Regions from separate parts of the Homo sapiens genome. Here region 2 is linked to region 1. Evidence: chromatin contacts called from ENCODE Hi-C data. All regions are on one chromosome and are shown on one strand. Each heading gives the region's core, a stretch centred on a gene start or an enhancer-like site at or near the end of the contact. The rest is flanking DNA. Distances are from core to core; before and after follow the strand shown. Region 1 has its middle 23 kb from the start of LINC01255. Region 2 has its middle 44 kb from the start of ANKRD62.

Region 1 (2,779 bases), core at 204-2,703:
AACAATCTACATGTCCATCAAAAGGTTAATAGATAATGAAATTCTACTCAGCAATAAAAAAGAATAAACTATTATTGAAACACTCAATGAGAGGGTTGAAACTCAAAATAATTATGCTGAGTGAAAGAAGCCATATCCCTCCCAAAAAAGTACGTCTCATAAGATTTCATTTATATTAGTATCTAGAAAATTCCTGCTGCTATATAGTGACAAGAAGCACATCAACGGTTGCTGTGGGGGGGAGACAGGGAGATAAGTGAGATGGGTTACCAAGGGGGATGAGGAAACTACTGAGAGTGGTGGAAATGTTCCTTATCTTGATTGTGGTGACTGCTTCTTGAGTGTACACATTTGTCAAAAGAGTTCACTTCAAATCCGTGTATTTTGTATGTCAATACACCTCAAGTTATTTTAAGTCACCTTATCAATGAGGGCTTCTCTGAATAACCCCCTCACTTAAAATTACAATATTGCCCACCTACCCCACCTATCTCTTCCTTAATTTTTCTCCATGGATTTTATCACTTTCCAATATAACGTATGTTATTTACTTGTTTTGTTTATATCTGCCTCCTGCCCATGCCACTGAACTGTGAGCTTCCTGAGGGTAGAGGTTGTTTTCTGTTTTCTTGCGTGATGTGTCCCTAGCAACTAGAATAGAACCTCAGTGAAGGAGTGAATGATGAAGGCTTCTTTGCCTCTCTAGCCTCCCACGAGCTCTCTCAGATCCTTTTATTTATTTATTTATTTATTTATTTATTTATTTTGAGACGGAGTCTTGCTCTGTGGCCCAGGCTGGAGTGCAGTGGCGAGATCTCGGCTCACTGCAAGCTCCGCCTCCCGGGTTCACGCCATTCTCCTGCCTCAGCCTCCCGAGTAGCTGGGACTACAGGCACCCGCCACCACGCCCAGCTAATTTTTTGTATTTTTAGTAGAGACGGGGTTTCACCGTGTTAGCCAGGATGGTCTCGATCTCCTGACCTTGTGATCTGCCTGCCTTGGCCTCCCAAAGTACTGGGATTACAGGTGTGAGCCACCACGCCCGGCCCAGATCCTTGTGTTTTTTGTAACACAGATTGAGTTCTCATGCCTAAACACATAAGGTAATAGAAAGCAGGAAATATACGTGTATTCTGTTGATGATTCTCTATTAATTATGGGAGTCATTCAGCCTTTCTGGGTTTCAATTTCCTCATTTATAGAAAGAGAAATAGATGATCTCTATGGTCTAAATGTTTGTTATTTATAATGTACCCTTCTCAAAATTAACCTGCAGATTCATCAAAAGTATGAGACTTAGTAACTTTTAGCATATACATATACACAGTAGATTTATATGAACTGACTTGGAAAAATATACATGTCAAAACTTAAGTAAAAAGAGATGCTGTCAAATGATATGCATAGTATGATCCAACATACTAAAATACTATAAAACTAGATCTTCGCATATATGTCCAGTGGGACACGGAGGCCTAGGGAACAGGTGGGGTGATGGCTGTTCAACTGCCAGCTGTGGTTACTTTCAGGATCAGAGGGAAAGAAAAGAGAGTTTCACTTTTTACTTCGCATGCTTCAAAACAAGAGAAGTGAAACCATTATGAAAGAGGTATTTTTTGTATTTATGTCTTTTTCTAAATTTTATACATTTCTAATTGTATACATAAAAGTGTTTTTAAAAAGCATTTTTAATTAAAACTCTTACTCCTGACCTCAAATATCCACTTCTACCAGGAAAACCTCTGTAACTTAGACTGCAGAATGCGAAGCTGTTGTTATTTTTCTGGGCCTGCAAATCACACTGAAACTAACGGCGTTCCAAATCTGTGTCAAGCTCACTGCTGAGTTGCATTTAGCATGTTCCTTAAAGTGTCCTTACTCTATAGTAGAGATAAGTTTCCTCATCCTGCAGAAAAGATATAATTTCTGTGCTAAAGTGGACAAGACAGAGAGAAAAAGAGAGTCACTGGAGAAGAGAAGAATGGGAAAGGTCCTGATCTGTGATCTCGATAGCAAAGATTTCCCATTTTTTATGCCTCAGTGGTAACTATCAATGTCTGTCCTAGATCTACCAGGGACCGAATAGCAATTGTGTTGCCATAACAAAATAGCAGAGTGGACCAGATAACAGAATGGCCAACAGCTTGAGGCAGCCCCAGCGAGGCCCAGCTAGACTAAGGGAGCTGTGACATTATGAATGCATCTTGGGGCAAGTCCATAGCAAAATGGTTTTCCCTTATCTTATCGGTTTTCCCTTGCCAGGAAAGGAACCAGGCTTGCAAAACTTAGCATATCACATAACCTTACAGGGACTGGCACAGAAACACATTCTCCCAGCACACTGTTAAAAGCAGGACACTCCCCATCTTTATTACATTCTACACAGCAGTGTGGCTGATTTTATTTCACAAGGGAAGAACAGGTTGTTGAAACAACCAAGTCCAAGTATTTTTCTCAGTTGCATTCGGTTTCATTAGGTAATTTTTAGCATGGTGCATCCTCCCTTTCTAGCTGGCTTTTTTTTTTTTTCTAAAGGAAATGAGAAGATTACACTCCTAAAATTCCAGACAGGTCCACCATGAAAATTTAGCACAACAATACCAACTTTCCTCACGATGGGATTGTTCTAGAAGGAGGTTCATGACTATCACACAAGCTTCTAAATTCTGAGGTTGCCTCCCTCCTGTCCTGCTGACTGGCACTTGCTTTCCCATTTCTAGGGTTGCAGCTGCCACCATGTGGAAATGGAGTGTGCAGGTATGAGAGGCACTGATCCAAA
Region 2 (2,700 bases), core at 109-2,608, 540 kb after region 1:
AAGAGATGCTTATAGCAATGAAATAAGCAAAGGAAAAATAGACATGAGTAATTTTCCCATGATGATTACTCAGCAAACCCACATAAACTCTTTTCATTTTTCTCAACCACGAATCCTTAGTCCTCCCTCTATGGGGTGCTCACATCAGATTCTACCCAGGTAAGCACAGAGCTTTCTGTGTCTGGAAGTGAAAGTGCCAAGCCTTGCCAGGGTCACCCAAAGGGGAGCAGGGGTTGATGGCTCCAGGACTTCAGAGGCCACCCTTCCAAACTGCCTCATTTTAAACAGAAAACTGAGGCTGAAAGAAGGAAGCAAATTGCCAACATCTTCTAGAGCTACCAATCCCAGAGAAAGATGAAAGAAACCTGGCAAAGTAAATTAGAGTTCCCAAATCACCACAAGTGTAAAAGTCAACAGGCAGGCACCAAAACTAATAATATCTTCACACAGAACTTGAAATGCAACTCTCTCTTTGATTACCAGGAAACCCCAGCTCAGGGTTCTAAATCTATCATGTACCCTTTGACATTTTTTTTCCTCCATTAACACTCACTTTATCCAAATATGCCCCCTCAGAGATGGAGTCCAAAGCTGGTTTCTGGAAGGAGACAGAGAGAGACCCCTCTGGTCCCGTGTCATAAGCCTGTGGGGCAGGTCAAGACTGCCTCTTGCCATGGCCCTTCTCTCTCTTTGGTAAACAGCAGCCTGCTCCACTTGGGAGCACACCCAATATGGCATGACTGGGATCCCACATGACTGAGGGTCCAGGATGGACATATAAGAGATTTTAAAGAAAAGTTTATCCTCCTCACCTTTTCCCTCTGCCTAGTAACAATACAATCTACACACTAGCTCCTCTAGAAAAGTCTGCACAGTGAGAACTGACTATGTGCTCCCAGCATTTAGAGACTTGCTGTAAAGCCAACCCAGGAATATCAGGGCATTTCACTGCAGATGGTCAGTTGACCAACCCCCTTTGGAAGCTATTCAACAGGTGTGACCATGGCACAATGACCTGGAAACAGGCATCTCTCACCCTTCCTCTGTTAAAAAACCTGAAATCCTGAAAAGGCAGAGCAGATACAATATTTTTACCTTTTCATTTCCATCCTAAACTTTCACCACTCCAAAAAATCTAAAATGATCTTTCATAGAATAACTCCACTTAAATGCCCTCAGAACTTTAGCTGCTATATGCGTTGGTTTGGAATGCAGTTTGAAGTATTTGAGGTTGTTCTAATTCTGCAAAATGAAAAGGGAAGCTAGGCAAATACTGAAACTTGCAACCACAATATCTCATTACTTTGCTGAATAAATTGTATAAATTTAAAATAGAAAAGTCACAGCACTCCCTGCCTAGGCCAAGTAACTATTGGTAGTGCTCACAAGCCTGCAGGGCTTGGAGGATCTCCTGATCCCAGGCAGTACCTTCAAGTCCCAAATGTTGTGGAAGTGCAAAGGATCTCCCAGGCACGCTATTAGCCTTTGCCTTTGGAGCTCCACAGCCACTATCTTATTGGAGTAGCTGTAGTTGCAGATCTCAGTTCCCTTTTTCAAGTGGCAAACCTTTAGCTTCCTCTGAGCTTTGAGGTTCAAAATGGCCACTAAGGTGCTTGACAACAATTTTCTATAATGCACGCATCTTCGGTATCAGTGCAATTCAGGGATCTGTTCCAGCTTATCCACAGAAGAAGGGAGAAAAATTTATAACTGGACTTACTACCCACAGCTAGGGATGTGTCCTTGTTGGAGTTGGCCCAGCTGGCACCGGCCTCTGATCTGGCTCCCCCGGTTCACAGCTGGGTGCACAGGGGTTGCGATGTGCTCAGGGTGTGCGCCAGTCCCACTTTCTGCCTCGGTGGCTGCCACTACCTCTCTGGGATCAGCCACAACCTTGTCCCGTCCCTCCTTGTTTTTCTAGTTTCTTGAAGTAGAAAGTTAATTATCGTTTTGAGGCCTTTCCTCTTTTCTGAGGTTAACATTTAGTGCTGTTAATTTCCCTATCAGCAGGGCTTTATTCAATTCCATGAATTTCTAAAATTTATTTTGAGGCTTTTTCTTTGATCCAAATATTATTTAGAAGTCTGTTGTTTCATTTCCAAGTGGTTGGATATTTTGCTGTTGTCTTTCTACTATGAATTAATTCATAGTTTGATTCATTTCATTATGGCCAGAAAACACACTCGGAATGATTTCAGTTCTTTTATACCTGCTGAGGTTGGTTTATGGCCCAGGATATGGTTTATCTTCCTGAATAGTCCATGAGCACTTGAGAAAAAGTGTATATTTTGCTGTTGGGCACTGTTCCGTAAATGTTGCTTCTACCCTATTGGTTGATGGTGCTCTCCTGTTCTATGTCTGCTAGTAATTTAACGCCTAGTGATTCTACCAACTGCTGAGAGTGAGGTGGTCAGACTTACAACTAGAATTTAAAATGTGCCTATTTCTCCTTTCAGCTCAGTCAGTTTTATTTTGTGTACTTTGAGGTTCTTTTGTTTGGTGGGGACATATTTAGGATAACTGCATTTTTGTTGGATTGATACTTTTATCGTTATATAGTGATCTTTTTGCCCACGAGTTTTCTTTGCTCTAGAGTCGACTTTATGTGATATCAATGGGGCCACTCTTACTTTGATTTGAATAATGTTTGTATGGTATATCTTTTTCTATTCTTTATCAACTCATGTTGTTAACTATGTT

Evidence for each region. A loop is a pair of places that touch in the nucleus more often than their neighbours do. Pooled maps may share reads with other maps.
Region 2: a map with no recorded cell type shows a loop between it and region 1 (12-fold over the local background). The contact joins two enhancer-like sites. A Hi-C loop is called at or near these places in 2 of 37 single-sample maps with no recorded cell type and 2 of 50 pooled maps.

Annotation. Positions count from the first base shown.
Region 1 is chr18:11,510,103-11,512,881 of GRCh38, forward strand. No RefSeq gene overlaps it. Among named protein-coding and RNA genes, the nearest start is that of LINC01255, 23 kb to the left of the region's middle. Within about 2 kb of position 1,454, at least 3 of the 41 ENCODE cell types and tissues checked have a DNase peak (open chromatin) inside an H3K27ac peak, as active enhancers do.
Region 2 is chr18:12,048,938-12,051,637 of GRCh38, forward strand. No RefSeq gene overlaps it. Among named protein-coding and RNA genes, the nearest start is that of ANKRD62, 44 kb to the right of the region's middle. RefSeq lists an enhancer at 1,624-1,813. Within about 2 kb of position 1,359, at least 5 of the 41 ENCODE cell types and tissues checked have a DNase peak (open chromatin) inside an H3K27ac peak, as active enhancers do.